Regions from separate parts of the Homo sapiens genome. Here region 2 is linked to region 1. The links are chromatin loops, found by intact Hi-C in ENCODE. Cell type or tissue: mammary epithelial cell. All regions are shown on one strand. Links, peaks and the distances in the headings refer to the core of each region. The heading gives the core; the rest is flanking DNA.

The links. A loop is a pair of places that touch in the nucleus more often than their neighbours do. Peaks named below come from ENCODE experiments on the same cell type or tissue, not always from the same donor. Only the 100,000 strongest peaks of a DNase experiment are listed, where the experiment ranks them.
Region 2: a loop joins it to region 1, with 2.3 times the contacts of the local background. A loop is called at or near these places in 7 of 110 quality-filtered maps.

Annotation. Positions count from the first base shown.
Region 1 is chr6:111,980,626-111,988,965 of GRCh38, reverse strand. LOC105377947 (a long non-coding RNA gene) reads right to left here and starts at 8,105. Exons shown (of 3, transcript XR_007059710.1): 1 at 8,009-8,105; 2 at 5,914-5,996. In mammary epithelial cell, for the core only: no CTCF peak of the experiment used is centred there; DNase peaks (open chromatin) are centred at 1,455 and 3,615; H3K27ac peaks cover 3,396 bases.
Region 2 is chr6:111,935,285-111,943,624 of GRCh38, reverse strand. No RefSeq gene overlaps it. Among named protein-coding and RNA genes, the nearest start is that of LINC02527, 30 kb to the right of the region's middle. In mammary epithelial cell, for the core only: no CTCF peak of the experiment used is centred there; a DNase peak (open chromatin) is centred at 4,684.

The DNA.
Region 1 (8,340 bases), core at 121-8,120:
AAATTTTTATCTTTTTAGTTTCCCTTACCATTGGAACATAGCACATGTCCTCCAAACTAGGAGATATTGTGGAATGCTGGCTGTGCAAACTATCACCAAAGCAACCTGTTGATAAGTCAAAGCTAAGTTTATTGCCTACGGGAGTAAAGAAAAATACTGCTCCTCAGAGTCTTGGAAGCAACTTGAAAGGAGAGGGCTGAGAAGGCATGTTTATTAAGATTGTAAGATCTGGTTTTAGGTAGGTCTTTCAATGCGGGCGTATGGTTAGGTTTGAGCAAGGATCATGATATTATAATTTAGGATTGCTGGAAAAAAAAACAAGGCAGAATTTTGAGGCAAGAGGTTTCAAGAGTCTTAGGGTGTAAAATGTCATTTGATGTTTTATCTTAAAGAGTAGATAGGTCTTTCAGGTAGTCCTGCTAAAGTCAATGAAGTTATCTGTAACTTTTTTCTCTCTGGCGAGAGTTGCCTGGAATAATAAAGTTACTTTGATGAAAGCAGTAGAATAAAGTCATGTGTAGACAGAAGCCTGTGTAGAAGGTTTGATTCTCAATAGTAAGAACACCCAATAATGCTGTCCTTAATTACATCCCAACATTCTGATCCCATACAGCCAGCCCATGCTTTCTGCAGAATCTACAGACCTAAAAGTTTCAGCCCTTCTTCTTCCCTCATAGTGGGTCCTTCCCCATCCAAGTCTCTGCATGTGAAGTGGCCTTGTTGTCTAGGGTGACATCCAAGGTTTGTTGTCTCACAGCCAAGGAGACCAAGGACGCAGACACACAAAGAGTGAGGTTAAGAGCAGAAGTTTAATAGGTGAATGAAAGAGAATAGCTCTTTGCTACAGCGAGGGGTCCCAGAAAAATGAATTGCCTATCTGCAGTGAAATGCAGGGAGTTTTATAGATGAGCTGGTGGGGAGGCGGTGTCTGATCTACATAGAATGCGAAAAACTGGTTAGGACCAGGTATGCCATTTGCGTAGGGTGCGAATCTCTGGCCATCTCCACCCCAGTCTTTTATTATGCAGGTGGGTTTTCAGCCTGAGCTGCACCATGTTGCCCACAGTACACATGCTAACAAAAAAGGGAAGATGGAGCTTCCATGGTGGACATGCCTGGCCCCCAGGTAGCCCTTTTCTATTGGCGCAGTTGCCAGCGTTCCCCTGTGCAAGCTCCCAGCTTCGTTGTTTATGCTTGCAGCTCAATCTTTCAGGCTGCTCTTTGTTAGAAAAAAAAATTATTTCTGGGGCTGCTTTTTGTTAGAAGGGAAGTTCTGCTAAGGAATCTTTTGCCCTCACTATCTGCCTAAATATTTTCTTTCTATCTCCTGTATCACATGGAAAGCAAAGGGTTCCTGTCTTCATTCCCAGCTCAGCCACCCACTGTCTCTCCTTGAAGCTCATTAAGATCTCATGCAAACAGATTTCCTTCCAGCCTTTGGACAGGCCCTGACATGCCTGAACCCATACGCAATAGGCATGCAGCATAGTCCCTTGCTCTATGGCTTTTCCAGACACTTGAAGATTTTGTGTAAGGAGCAGAAGGTGAAATTTGGGCACCTTCTAAAGTGGCACTAGGGTTTAAAGGACCACAGAAAATAATCAACTTTCATTACTTTCATTACCAAAGGAAATGGGACAGAGATGGCTAGATATTTACCAACAGTTTTACTCCCCCTTTCCTAATACAGAGGGTCCTCAGCTTACAATGGTTCAACCTACAATTTTACAACTTTACAATAATGCAAAAGCAATACAGATTCAGTAGACACCATACTTCAAGTGCCCATACAGCCATTCTGTTTTTCACTTGCGGTATGGCATTCAATAAATTACATGAGATATTCAACACTTCATCATAAAATAGGCTTTGTGTTTGATGATTTTGCCCAACTGAAGGCTAATATAAGTATTCTGAGCATGTTTGAGGTAGGCTAGCCTAAGCTATGTTGTTTGGTAGGTTAGGTGTAGAAAATGCGTTTCAATTTATGATATTTTTAACTTACAATGGGTTTATTGGGACAGAGCCACATTGTAGGTTGAAGAGCATCTGAAGAGAGTTACTGCTGATAACTGGCTGCCCAGCCAGAGACCATGTTTCCCAGCTTTGTTTGCTTCTAAGTGTGGCCATGTGGCTTGTTCTCACAATTGGAATATGTGCAGAAATGTGCCTTCTAGATCGGAACTTCCTATTCTCTTTCCATTCTGCCCACTTGATGCAGATAACGTAAGATCCAAGGGATGGCAGGTAAGACAGAAGAAGTCTGTGTCTCAGGATCACCCAGGGAAATGCCACTTGCCAAGTAAAAACTGAGGAAGAAATAAAGTTCTATTACGTTAACCATGAAAAACTGGTCTATTTGTTACAACAGCTAACATAAGAAGTAAAATGATCATAACAGTCCCCTAAGGAAGAAAAATGTCCATCATTGTTTTGAACTGAAGAATCACACCCAGTGAAAAACACCAGGTTCAGGCTTTGGGTAACCTTGATGAAGAACCAGAACAAATCAATTTGGCTTTCAGCACATTAATAAAGTGGCAGGTATGTATAGAATGTGTCATTAGCTGATCGTATTTTGAGAACCAGTTTGCTTCTCAGGATAGGTTTGGGCAGCTGTGAATAGGCTTATAGTTTTCATTGTTTCCCTGCTCATAGCAATACACTGAAATTATTCTGATTTGCCTACTTAAGACGGAAAGAAAGATAGGAGCAAAGTTACATTGGAACCAGAATTACCTCAATACCTAGGTCATTTTTTCCTAAAGATGGGTTTGCTGCAAAATCAGGGGAATAATCTCCCTCCCAGGGCCCTTCTAAATAGTACCCTCATGGCCTAGAAGAACTAATGTCCTTGCTACACAAGAGCCTTTGCAACAGAGGAGCCCTAACTGCCAGGGCCGATCTTGGAATTTTGCCTCCCTCAGTCAGGTGTTCAAGTTGAATCAAAGAAAAGAAATAGAAAATGCCCTCCATGAGTAGGCTAAAGCCTTCTTCTGCCTTATGTTTCTATCACGTTCTGGAGAAGGACTCAATGTTGATCCAAGTACAGAAACCATGTCAGGTTGCTTGGATAACAACTGTAAACGGGTTTAATTGTGCTGGTTTGGGGTGGGCCCCAGCCCGGGAGCATTGCTTCTCTGTGTACATCAACACTGAGTAGTGTGCATTCTAACTCTTTCACCACAACCATATGATCCATGCTAAGGCATTTGACCACCTTCTCCACCTGCTCTGCCATTTTCTGTAAAACAAGATTATTAAATTTAATGGAGGAAAGGTAGTTTATAGATGTAAAATGATGACAGACTGTAAATATGAGGGGAATATAGAGCAATCTATATGAACACTACATAAACGCTAATTAGCCCTAAGGCTGCGATGTTTCTTCCTACCACACGGCAAAAGAACACAATGGATTTTTAAAAAATCTTTAAAAAATTTTCCTTTCCCAGTAAAACCTTTACATGGAAAATAAATGTAGCATTTGGCTCAGGCATCTTGAGTACAAAAGGATTCCACAGGCAAAATAATGTGAGAAGAAGCTATCCGGCTCATACTTGCTCATTCATTAGTCAGAGCATGAGAGCTCTCTGGAAACTGGTTTTGTCACATTCTTATGTGAGGAAGTCACATGGGCTCCTGCAGCACATTTTCCTGTGTGAGTCCTAGCTTTGATGGAGGTATTTGTGGGCAAGGCCTAATGAGAGGGTTGACTTTTTCAGGTTTAGATGGGAGTGAGGAGAGAAGCTAGCTTCAGGGACTGAAGGGACGGGAGGCCTTAGACAGACTTAGCGCTAGGTGCTATTTTCAGATAGGAGCTCCTCTACCTTACTGACGTGATAAATGCCAGGGAAAATAAGATCCTCATGGAAGAAGCCTAGTTGAACAATCAAATACAGCAGGGAATACTCATTAAAGTGCTTCTCCTTACAGCCACCTCCACTCAGTTATTTATGCCCTTTAACTTCCAGGTAATGGTTCAGATTTTACTACTTGAGGAGCACAGGGAATGTCTTTGTGTTTTATTATTTCTCATGAGATTTAAAAATAAATAAATATGTATATACACCTAAATTTGCTTTTGGTTCAAGTGTACTTTTTTGTCTTAAAGTTTCTTAAAGAGCCTTAGACCAGTGGAAGACCTATGAATCAGAGAGAGATCTCACCTTGCACAGACTTTGTGGTATTCTTCCCACTTTTCCTGAGCCATGGAGTCCTCCCCTCTCCTCCTGAGCCTCAGAGTCCTCCCCTCCCTTCCTGAGCTGTGGTGAAGAGCCGCTCAGGTGCTCCTACTGCACATCTTTCCTGCTCTCCAAGAGTGGCAGCCATGCACTGAGAAAAAGTGTCTGTTCCTGCAGTTTGTTTCAATTTGATAGAGTCTCACTGAAGCTATCTTGAACAAACGTGATTTTTTGTGGGGTTACATGGAGGAACAAAAAAATAAATGGGCTCCTTTGCTTCATCTAAGAACAGAAGCTATAACAGAACTAGGTCTTAAAAGCACCTGCCTTCAGGGATGCTCAGTGGACCCCATACGTAGGGATTAGCGGACCTTCACTCCCAAAGCTCCAAGAACTGCCAAAACCCATGTTAGGTCGTGTCATTCCTCTGTTCAGAATGCTCTGGTGGCCCCGCATCTCACCCAGAGTAAAAGGCAAAATCCCCCCCATGACTCACAGGCCCTGTGTGATCCTCCTCCCCCTGCCCTGCCCCATCTACTGCCTCCTCCTCAGCCACCCTGCCTTGGCCATGCTGCTCACCTTGTAGTCCTTTCACACTCCAGGAATACTCTTGTCTCCAGGGTTTTGCACATGCTGTTCCCTGTGCCTGGAATGCTTGTCCCAGATATCTGCTTATCACTTCATGTAGGTCTTTTTTCACAGGTCAGCTCAGTGAGGCCTTCCCACTCAGTGAGATCTAAAATTGTAAGCCCACACTACCGTAACATCTCTTATCCAACTTACCTGCATTCTTGTTTAAATTTTTTATTATAAGAAATGGTAAGTATACTCAAAAATAGTAAAATGAGCCCCTATCTATCCATCACCAATCAGTTGTCTAAGTTTTACCACTCTTGTTTCATTTATTCTCCCTCCATTTTTTTCTATATTACTTCTAATTTGCCCCAAGGATTTATCACTACCTGATATATATTTCTTACTTTTCTTTGTTATTTTGTCTCCCCCACTAAAATGCCAGCTCCATGAGGCCTGGGATTTTTGTCTACTTTGTTCACTGCTGTATCCCCTGTAGGCAGCAGTGTGCCTGACACATAGTAGGTGTTCATGAATAGTGGCTGAATGAATGAATGAAGCAATGAAGCAGTTACTCCACAATGGCACCTGTGTTTTTCCCTACAATCTCCCCACCATCTGACCAACACAGCCATGAATGCTTCAAGCACCCCTACTCTGATTCCACCCAACGACTGTCAGCTACAGCACCCACATATCCCCCTCCTTGACTCTCAATAGTCCAGGGACACATACACAAAAGGCAAAGCTAGATTGGCCCAGCTCTGTGGGTGCCCTGTCACAGGACTCTGGCAAGTCTGTGAACTACTACCTTCCCTGAGGTCTTCTGGCCACCACTGGTTATGTAATACAAAAGTGAGCAACCAACTGGGGCCACAGGGGACATTTCCCTTTGAAAGGGGCATGAGCGATTGACATCGACATCTTTCTTTCACCAGGCAAATTTGTTAGCAAATTTGATGAGACTGTTAAGTGGGTAGGTAACTCTCTGGGCAGCCTCTATTCATTGCAGCCTCTATTCATTCTCTGGGCAGCCTCTATTCATTGCAGCCATCCTTGCATTTACTGTGCATCTCATTGAACAGGTATTTTTTTTTTTTTTTTTTTGCCAGGCTCCACCTGTGAGGGAGGGAAGAATGCACAAGGAAGAGCTTACCTGGTTTCAATTTCTTTCTTTCACCATTTTCAAGGTTGTCAACCAGGAAAGTCCTTCAGGCATCAGACACTCTCCAATTAAGCCTTCCATAAAAACCAGGAGACATTACCAGCTAGGATGACAAGTTAGAAACCTGCAGGACCAGTACTATGCCAGCACCCCAATGATGGCAACTAGGATTGCTTCGCAGCTGCTCCCTGCCAATAGTGCTTCCTGTCTACCTGTCAAAGGGGTGTGTCTTCCTCCCTGGCCAAGTCCTGTGTAAACCAAGTAATGATCAGGCAAGAAGAGATCCAAAAAAACCCATTGCCACATCAAAGCATATTCCAGGGCTGTTGCATTCTTTTCAATAAAGACTATTTATTTTTACAGAGGCTGGGTGCCCCTCACAGCCCTGCTCCACCTGGCAGCCATTTATGACAATTTTAAAGGCCATCTTGTTTTCAAAGTCACTTTATAAGGTTGTGGAGACTCAGTATCTGTGAATTCTAATCCTGGTTCAAAATATTAAATTGGTACTAGGTCCTCTGCTGGTTGCTGGATCTTTTATCAGTGAGCATATTGACCAAGACATCATATGGGTATGTCCTTTTCTCTAGATTCTTTCAAGAATGGATTACAAGGCCAGGCACGGTGGCTCATGCCTGTAATCTCAGCACTTTGGGAGGCTGAGGAGGGCAGATCATGAGGTCAGGAGTTCGAGACCAGCCTGACCAACACGGTGAAACCCCGTATCTACTAAAAATACAAATATCAGCCAGGCATGGTGGCACGTGCCTGTAATCCCAGATACTCAGAAGTCTGAGGCAGCAGAATTGCTTGAACCCGGGAGGCAGAGGTCACAGTGAGCCGAGATCATGCCATTGCACTCCAGCCTGGGTGACAGAGTGAGACTCCACCAAAAAAAAAAAAAAAAAAGAAAACAAAAAACAACAGTGGATTGCTATTCATCTGGTATTGTCTGGATTTAACCAGGCTATGTTTAAAGTATTGAAATACTTCTGTACCATTTCGTAAATAGCCAGTGCCCCCAAGTACCCCCACTCTGAATCTTTCGCCATCTCAGCTACCTCAATCCTTCTCTCAAGACCCTCGAATCTAAAGGTTTAATGCTAGCAGGAACTACAGGTGCCCATTATGATTGGTCAGCACTTGTATTATACCAGTTGCTAATATTATGACTATCACCCCTACTTCTAAGCTAAAGTCAATGGCAACAACTAGTCCTCATTTTAGACAATGTCACTGCTCCTAATTTATAGAGAAAGGGATGCAGTAAGATTGGGATTAGACCAAGGTCCAAATCCCAGACAGCTGCAGGACAGCTGGAAACAGAATTAATCATTCAAGTAGTGATGCTATAAGTGTTTTCCTCTGCTTTGGATGTCTCTCCAATAGAACGCTATCCACAAGGACAGGAATTTTTGTCTGGTGTGTCCACTGCTGCATCAACACTCAGAACACGCTTGGCACACAGAAATTGCTCAATAAATCAATACAGCTCTTGAATGAATGCATGAATTCCCTGATCTGATGGCCCAGTTGTTGCCTAACTTGATAGACCTGAGAGAATCTAAAGCTCTTCAGGGTTTCTCAGTCTGACATTTTTTTCTTAACTATTTAATTTCTTTATACCTCAAGACATAGAGGCAAGCACGTCATCACACATAACCCCTGCAGAAGTCTCCAGCACACAGTGATGTGATGGTTGCAGCCTTCCCCTGGGGCCTATCAGGCATTTTAGTTTCTCCAAGAGACACTGATTTCCATTTCCAAAAATTAGCCTCACACACGACATCATTTTGATCAATTCAGCAGAAACTGCTCTAGGATCTCAGCCAGCACTGGTGAAACAAAGAGAGGAGAGCAGCACTCTGAAATCACGGCTCTGTCTCAGCCACATCATGTGTGACTTCTTGTCCCGAGGAGCTCCAGGGTCATGGAACAGTGTCCGGGGCCAGGAAGAAATGCTGGCGGCCAGCCTTTGACCACTGGAATAAGGAAGCTCACATTTTTTAGTCTCTCAGGAAGGGCCACTTATGGAGAGGGGAAAAGTGTTCAGGTTTGGTTCTCCAAGGCACCCCTTATCCCTTACCTGCCATCAAGCTGTGCTCACCGGGGACGTGTTTCCTGTCATCAAGATCTCTGTCAGTGAGGAGTGAGGATTGAATAGCAAAGGTATGAAGTCTCTGAAGGAAAACTTGGAACATGTGACATTTGAAAATCAGCTTTCTTCACTGTTTACAAGACTATAGGGAGAAGTGTCAGCCCACGAACACGCATCCCATGCAAATCCACATTTTTCTCTTGACTTTAGTTCGGGGACCAAGGTGGCTTCCAACACCATTCTAAAATGAGACCCATTCTCCACAGAGCCTATGTTCTAAGATGAATTTTATCTGTCTATATCGATTCTAATCACAACAC
Region 2 (8,340 bases), core at 32-8,031, 45 kb after region 1:
AAGCCCCATCCCCCTTGCCCTACACAAATCCTACACCTATTTATCCACGTGAGTTATTTATTTTTATGTGGTTATGTATAAATATGACATAATACAATGAGTACATAACACTCCAAATAGGCCATCACACTCCATTTCAATAAAATGATGACAAATCAATTCTTGAATTTATTGCCTAATAAGAGTGGAATTTTGCAAAATAATCTCTAAAAATTATAGCAATCATTTACCAAGTGCTTGTTTTGTGCCAGAGACTAGACTGAGTCTTTTACGTACATGATGTCACTTTAATGTAAAATACATGATTTGCCAAAGCAATATTTCCTTTCTCCAACATAGTATTCTTACTAGATTCTGTCTTTTCTGAAAATAGATCCTTCCTCTTCCAATAACCTCAGGGCATTCCATTCATATCAGGTATTCTATATAAATTCTCTCACCATCTCTAAGAGCAAAATACAGGATTGGATATTACCTTTCTGTAGAGTTGAGGACACTGTAGATGGGTACTTTCCTCAAAATTACACAGCTATCAGTAGCATCTGATCATCTCTCCATTTATTGAGCTAAAGGTATTGGGTGAGCTGTTCTTTTATTTAACAGACCTATTTTGTGGTCCTACTTTGTGTCAGCCATTCATGCAAGAAATCAAAGACTGATTCTTTTGTGTACATCCATACTGTATGTGCCCAGGCTGTGCTGAGCACTGGAACAAGGCAGATCAGTCCCAGTCCTAAAGAGGCAGAAGCCCTGCCTGCCCTCAGGAGTTTAAGTTGGTGGATAAACAGCAGAGTATTTGCAAGCAAGGCATTTGGCTTAAGAAACGGAAGTGAAAATTATGTTTGAGAAATTTGGGTGTGTGTGAAAATGATGAAATGAGAACAAAAATACAGAAAATACATGTAGTTCAAAGGAACTCTTGGGAGAAGATGAAAGTAACATGTTGTATATAAGGAAATGAGAAAGTAAATCACAAGCAGATATAATATCTCAAAATATTGCCTAAGCCCGGGTAACAATAAAAACACACACACACATACACCCTCATGCAAGTGTCTTTTTTACTCTGGAATGTACTACCCCTTGTTAGGAGAGACGCTTCTGACCCACTGTCAGTGACTGTATTTTCAATTACCTTCCCTTAGTGATGGGTTTGCACAGTCCTAGCTACACTCTTCAGTAGCCACCACATAACCAATCTCAACTCGCAAAGGCTAATAAAAGGTAAAATGATGCAGCTGCTGTAGAAAACAGGATGATGGTTCCTCAAAAAAAATTGCACATGGAATTACCATGGGATCCAGCAATTCCACTTCTGGATATATATGAAAAGAATTGGATGCAGGGACTTGAACATATATTTGTACACCCACATTCATAGCAGCATTGTTCACAATAGCCAAAAGGTGGAAACAAGCCAAATGTCCATCAACAGAAGAATGGATAAACAAGGTGTGGTATATCCATACAATGGAATATTATTCAGCCTTAAAGAGGAGTAAAATTGTGATACATGCTAGAACATGGATGAACCTTGAACATATTACGCTAGGTGAAATAAACCAATTACAAAAGTACAAATAAGGCATGATTACACTTAAATGAGGTACAATATGAGGTACTTACAGGAGTCAAATTGATAGAGAGACAAAGTAGAGTGGTGATTACCCAGATGTAGGGGAGGAGGCGATGGGCAGTAACTGCTTAGTTATTTCCATTTGGGGTGATGAAATCAAGTCCTGGAAATGGATAGTGGTGATGGTTGCACAACAATGTGAAAGTGCCTAATGCTACTGAATTGTACACTTGAAAATAGTTAAAAAGGTAAATTTTATATTATGTATATTTTGCTACAATAAAAATATTTTTTTTAAAAAAAGACTAATAATGAGATCACAGGGGAGGCTGGCACACTAGAAAGAAGAACCACTGTGACCTCTAAGCATAGTATCCCAGGGTTAAGTAACTCTAGTAGTGTGCTTCCCAGACACTGTGAGTACTTTAAAACCATTTCAATACAATCTACTTTACTGTAGACTCAATATCTTTCTTCAAATCAACTTACTTAATAAAATTAATTTCTGCTTTGCCTTTGTCCTAAGCAAAGATGTACCATACATGAAATCATGGGTGTTGTGTGCCATTCTATTTTTTTCTAACACACCCTAATGACATATAACTTAACATAATAGATATTGATCAGCATATAACCTAAAATTATGTTTTGTGTCACACTTTGGAAAATACCACATGTCAATAACAATATTGTTTCATTTTATACTAGTAGTTATGCAAATGACTACTAGTTTCTAAATCAAATGATGGAAAAAGAATGGGTTTGAAAACGATAAGAGGTAGATTTTAGAGCTGTGCTTTCATCAAGGTTCAACAGGGAATCAATGGCACACCCAAATCAGACGAATTCCAGGAGAGTTTATTTACAAGGGGACTGTTTACAAAGATGTGAGTGGGTGTGGGTAGGGTGACCATCAGTCCCAGTTGCACAGGACAGGGTGGTTTCTACCTATTATCCTGGTGTAATAATTAATAACCCTACCTTTATTCTCAAGGGTGCCCCAGCTTGGATAATAAGTTACATGATTTCTCTAAGGACAGGGGAATCACAAGGGATCATGCAAAAATCCAGGGTGAGTAACAGTGAAGCAGTCACCAGCTCTAGACCCAAAGGGATGGGGGAGGGAGCAGTTACTGGAACCCAGGAGGAAAGTCTGTCTAGTGGGCCCCTCAGAAGAAACTGTGCCTTTGGTGGAGGGATACAGTCAATTCAAGGCAACATTGCAGGGAGAGAGCCAAGGAAATAAAAAACTAACCTCATCCTGCTCTTTGTTCTCATCTCCTGCCAGAGCTCCCTTTGGGCAAGCCAGGGAGTGAGGGTGTCTATTGATACAGCCTTGATGGATCAGTTTCCTGGGCTGAGAGCAGAGTGGAGGGTAGACAGTGAATCTGGAGGACCACCGTTTATGTTCTTTGACCAAGTCCTTCAACCTCTTTGAACACCAGTTTCCTTACCCTTCACATGAGAGCCTCATTCTGGTCATCTCTAAGGATCTCCAAGTTTCAACACTGTATGAAAAAGGAATATTTATTAGTCTAACAAGAATTAGGGGAGATTTCCTTCTGTCATCTACTCAGAAGCATTCTTTCCCCCACCTGAGGTACGTTTAATGTTAACAGGAATCCTGTTGACCTGATGAATGGGAAGAGTGTCCATTAAATGACCAAAATGCCTGAAGCTCTAGGAATGTTAACCTTGGTATGCACCTCGGGAAGGTCAGTCCCCCTCTTGCTGAGGCAGCCAATAAGCAGAGATAGACACAAATGTCATAATATCTCCTCTTTAAATGTAAATACTATTTTTAATGCCAAATAGATGAGGAGCAGCAAGGAGATGAAAAGGAAAGAGGAAGATGACCATTACCACCATTGAAAGTGACTTCCACCACTTCCTCTAAGGATGCTACCTCATAATTACTACTGAGAAGAAGTGTAAGACACTGGCTGGCTGCCTGGGACAGAGGCTGAGCAAAGGGATGAACGTCTACATCAGAGAGCCTGCATCCATGGGAAGCCCAGGACTCTGATGGGCCTTCTGCCTGGAACAACACACTTCATTCTGCAATGCTGAGTGCTTACTGAGAACTGGCACACACGTTAATTGCAGAGTACAAGAATTCACCAATGTAAAGGGAGAGAAGGGTTTTCTCCACTAAGAAAGTCAATAATATGTCAGGCTTATTTTATCCAGAAATCCAATACACTTGCAGAGCTGCAGACTTTGACTTCTTGACCTGCACAGATGGGAGAGGTGACATGGTGAGGAGGTGAAGAAGTGGGCACAGAAGCCAGACTGCCTGGGTTCAAATCCTGACTCTGCCCTCACTAGCCATGTAATCTTAGCAGGTTACTTAACTTTTTTGCTCCTCATCAATAAAATAAGAACTGGTGCCTTCTCCTAGGACTGTTATGAGGATTAAAGTATTTAATAAGAAGCTAATAAACTTAATGAAAGCAGAATAGTACTATATGTGTTTAATAAAATAAATGTTTTAATAAAATAGATGTTTTAATAAAATAAATTAAACACTATATGTGTTTAATAAAATAAATGTTTCAATGGAAGGGCAAAGAAGCCCTCAAACTTAAACATAAGGTGGATGGCACAGTTGCCTAAATAAAATGGAAAAGATAAAGGTAATTTCTATTGGATTTGAGCAAGTTCCCAAGTAGACTTGAAAAGAAATTTCCTATTACCTTTTTTTTCTGTGTTTTTACAGATGTTAAGAAGTATATGGCCTATGATTTTCATCTATTACAGTTGTCATACATTTATATTTATGTGCATATAAATAGACACACACTATGTGCTCAAATTCTCCTAGTTCATAACCTACTCTCTGAGGCATGTCATTCACTCATAGTGAAAAGGGTAATGAATCCAAAAACACATTAGAATTTTGGTTCTATGCCTTTTTTGAGAGACCTTAGATAAATCTAGCTTTGGGAAATGTTTCACCATCTGAATATGAGATGATCTCTCAGATTCTTTTGGGGATCAAATGAGGTAATACAAGCAAAGCACTTAGAACAGTGACTCATTTTTAAACAAACAAAAGAAGCTAAATTGATGGTGTGAGACTTTGAAGACAAAAGGCACTGTGGCTTCCCTCGTACTCTTTCTCTGGATCACTCTGGGGGAATCCAGCTGCATGTTGTGAGGCCGCCTGCAACACCCTATGGAGAATTCCATGTGGTAGAAATCTGAGGCCTCCTGCCAGCTGTCAGCAAGGAACTGAGGCCTCTAGCCAACAGCCAGGTGAGTGCACCGTCTTAGGAGCAGATTCTTCCAGCTCCAGTCGAGCCTTCAGATGACTGCAATCCTGGCCAACATGCTGACTGCAACCTCCTGAGAGATCCTGAACCAGAACCACCCAGCCCAGCTAAACTGCTCCTGGATTCCTGCTCTATAGAAACAGTGTGAGATAACATTCATTGTTGTTTTAAGCTGCTAAATTTTGGGGTAATTTATTACATAGCAATAGACAACTAACATAATAGGGGTTGAATTCCTGGTCTACCTACATTTGGACTCAGAATAATAACAAGATGAACCCAGAAATTTGAGAATAAGATTATATAGAATAAGATGCTAAACTGAACCCTACAGGAAACAAGACTGAGCGTGATGAGGTGATCATTCTAAGGTAAGCTGGAAAATAAGCTGGAGAAACAAGACATTAATTTGCCAAAAAGAAAGTAGGGTTGGAGCTTAGTGTTTATTCAACTATGCAGCAAATAAATAGGGCAGCAACTATGTGCTACACACTGAGCTAGGATATTGAGCCACAAAGACAATTATCTCCACAATGATTTCTGCCCTCAAAAAATACACACAACACAAGTAAATAGAATTACAACATGAGTGATAAGTGCTCTCTGATAGTACCCTACAGTTTTTGGAAATTACGGAAATCTTCCCAGACGACGGAGTATCTAACAGAAACAGAAGGTTGGGGTTGCATTAGCCAAGCACAGAGGAGGAGGTGAAGTACAATGATCTAAGCCAAGGAAATAGCATATGCAAAGCCAGGATGATGAGAAAGTACAGCACACGACTGGAGGCTTGGACTGAGAGTCCAGGGTGGGGAGAGATAAGGATGGAGAGGAAAGAGAAGCTGGATCCTATAGACCTTATAAGCCCTTTAAAGAGTCTGCACTACATCATAAGTAAGGGAGAGCTACCAAACGGTTTGTTTTTTGGTTTTGTTCATTTGTTTGTTTGTTTATTTGAGGCAGAGTCTCCCTCTGTCACCCAGACTGGAGTGCAGTGACATCATCACATGAACGATCCATTAAAATTTTTAAAATGTATCTGTCTTTATCCTATTCTCTTTCATCTTTTTTAGACTTTTCCTATTTTCCATGGTAGATACTCATTTTCTTCCTGTCTCACCACACAGTTCACTGCAGCTTTGACTTCCTGGGCTCAAGTGATCCTCCCGCCTCAGCCTCCCTAGTAGCTGGGACTACAAGTGCACACCACTACGCCCGGCTAGTTATTTATTTATTTTCATGTTTTAGTAGAGACAAGGTCTGGCTGTGTATCCCAGGTTGGTCTGGAACTCTTAGCCCCAAGCAGTCCGCCCGTCTTGGCCTCCCAAAGTGCTGGGATTACAGGTGTGAGCCACTGCACTTGGCCCCAAAGGGTTTTAAAGTCAAGTTTTGGTAGAATAAGAGCCAAGTACAACACCATTCAAATGTATAGTGCCACCCAGTTTACAAGGCCTTCAAAGATATGCTGTCTCCTTAGTGCTTACCCCAGGTATGTATTATTTTAACTCCAATGCAAGGCACAAGCAACTGAGGCTCAAGAGTTTCAATGCCTCACACGTTAATTGTAAAAGGTAGAGCCGGGGCTTAAAAGGAAAGAAGGAAGAAGCAATTAAGGAAAGGCAAGTAGCTAGGGAACCCGTCTGGCAGGCCGGCACAAAGAATAGTATTATATTTTAAAAGCCATCTTCAACTATCTATTACTGTAATAGGACTTCCCTTAAAAAGCATGTTGCTACAGTGGTGTGAATGTATGTGAATTTGTGTAAGACCCACTATAACTACAGAGAACTAGAAGGAATTCTGACAGGTTCCTACTGCTTTCTTTATAACAGCATGTGTCCTGAGAGGTGTCTCACTGTCCCTGATCTAAAGTGATATAATGATGACACACATGTGATGGATACAACTCAGACTTCATTTGTGCCCTTCATAGTATGTAATTCCACTGCTGGTGAGACCAGCAATGCCTCCCAGTGACACAGGCCCCCTGCCCAGCTGGCTCTGCCTGCCTCCAGCCTGTTACCCACTAGGGTGTGTTCCTGTCTTGGTGTGGAAAGAAAATAAAAGCAGAAGCATGCCTGCTAAGCAAAAGGATGGTTTAAAAACCCTTAACTGGGAAAAAAAAAAAAAAAAATCCTTAGCTGCATTCCTGAGAACACTGTTGATCATTTTCTCTGAGGCCCTTCATTTACATAATTTATCCAAGTATACATTTTCAATTACTTGTAAGAATTTCAACCAAGAATCTTACAAAACAGCAACACAAAATTCATTAGTCTCAATAACTGTTGTAATGAGTAGCAGATTGTCCTTATGGCAAATCAAATATGTCTGAGGTTTTTTTAAAAGCATATCGCTTCTCATTTTTCTTTAATACTTTAGTAGTGAGAGAGGAAGAAAATGAGTATCTACCATGGAAAATAGGAAAAGGCTAAAAAAGATGAAACAGAATAGGGTAAAGACAGATACACTTTTAAAACTTTGATGGATCCGTTAACATGTAGGCTAAAGAAAACTGCAAATAAAAAATGAGTTCATTTATAATACAGAAATCCCTTTGATAATATCTTAATCCTCTAATCAGTCTCAGTCTCAGAATCACTAAAAATGGCCAGCCAGACTTTATATGCAAAGCACCACCTAGGAGTTAAAAAATTGAACTAGTATCTGATCAAGCCTCTAGACCTACCTCCCCATTTACAAGAAGTGCAGAGGGCAGAGGTACAAGTTAAATGACACAACAGAGAAGCAATTAGCTAATTTCAGAATATGGTACATTCTCCAGGACAAATGACCTGTTTTCTCCCACAAATCAATAGCATGAGAAGAAGAAAAGAAGGAGTACTGAAATGATAGAGACAGAAGAGAGATAACCAAATATGACGTATGGACCTTGTTTACATCCCAATCCAAGTGAACCAACTATAAAAAAGACATCTGTAAGACAATCAGAAAATTTGAATATAGCGTGAGTAATAGATACTACTAAGGAGTGGTAGTTAATTTTGTTGGCTGCGATAATGGCATGGTGGTTGTGTATTTTTAAAAACATCCACTGGGTGCAGTGGCTCACACCTGTAATCCCAGCACTTTGGGAGGCCGAGGCGGGCAGATCATGAGGTCAAGAGATTGAGACCATCCTGGCCAACATGGTGGAACCCCGTCTCTACAAAAAATACAAAAATTAGCTGGGTGTGGTTGCGTGTGCCTGTAGTCCCAGCTACCCGGGAGGCTGAGGCAGGAGAATCGCTTGAACCCAGGAGGTGGAGGTTGCAGTGAGCCAAGATTGTGCCACTGCACTCTAGCTTGGCGACAGAGCAAGACTCCATATCAAAAAAAAAAAAAATCCCTGATGGCTGGCAAGATGGCTGAATAGGAACAGCTCTGGTCCGTGGCTCCCAGCAAGATCAATGCAGAAGGTGGGTGATTTCTGCATTTCCAACTGAGGTACCTGGTTCATCTCATTGGGACTGGTTAGAGAGTGGGTGC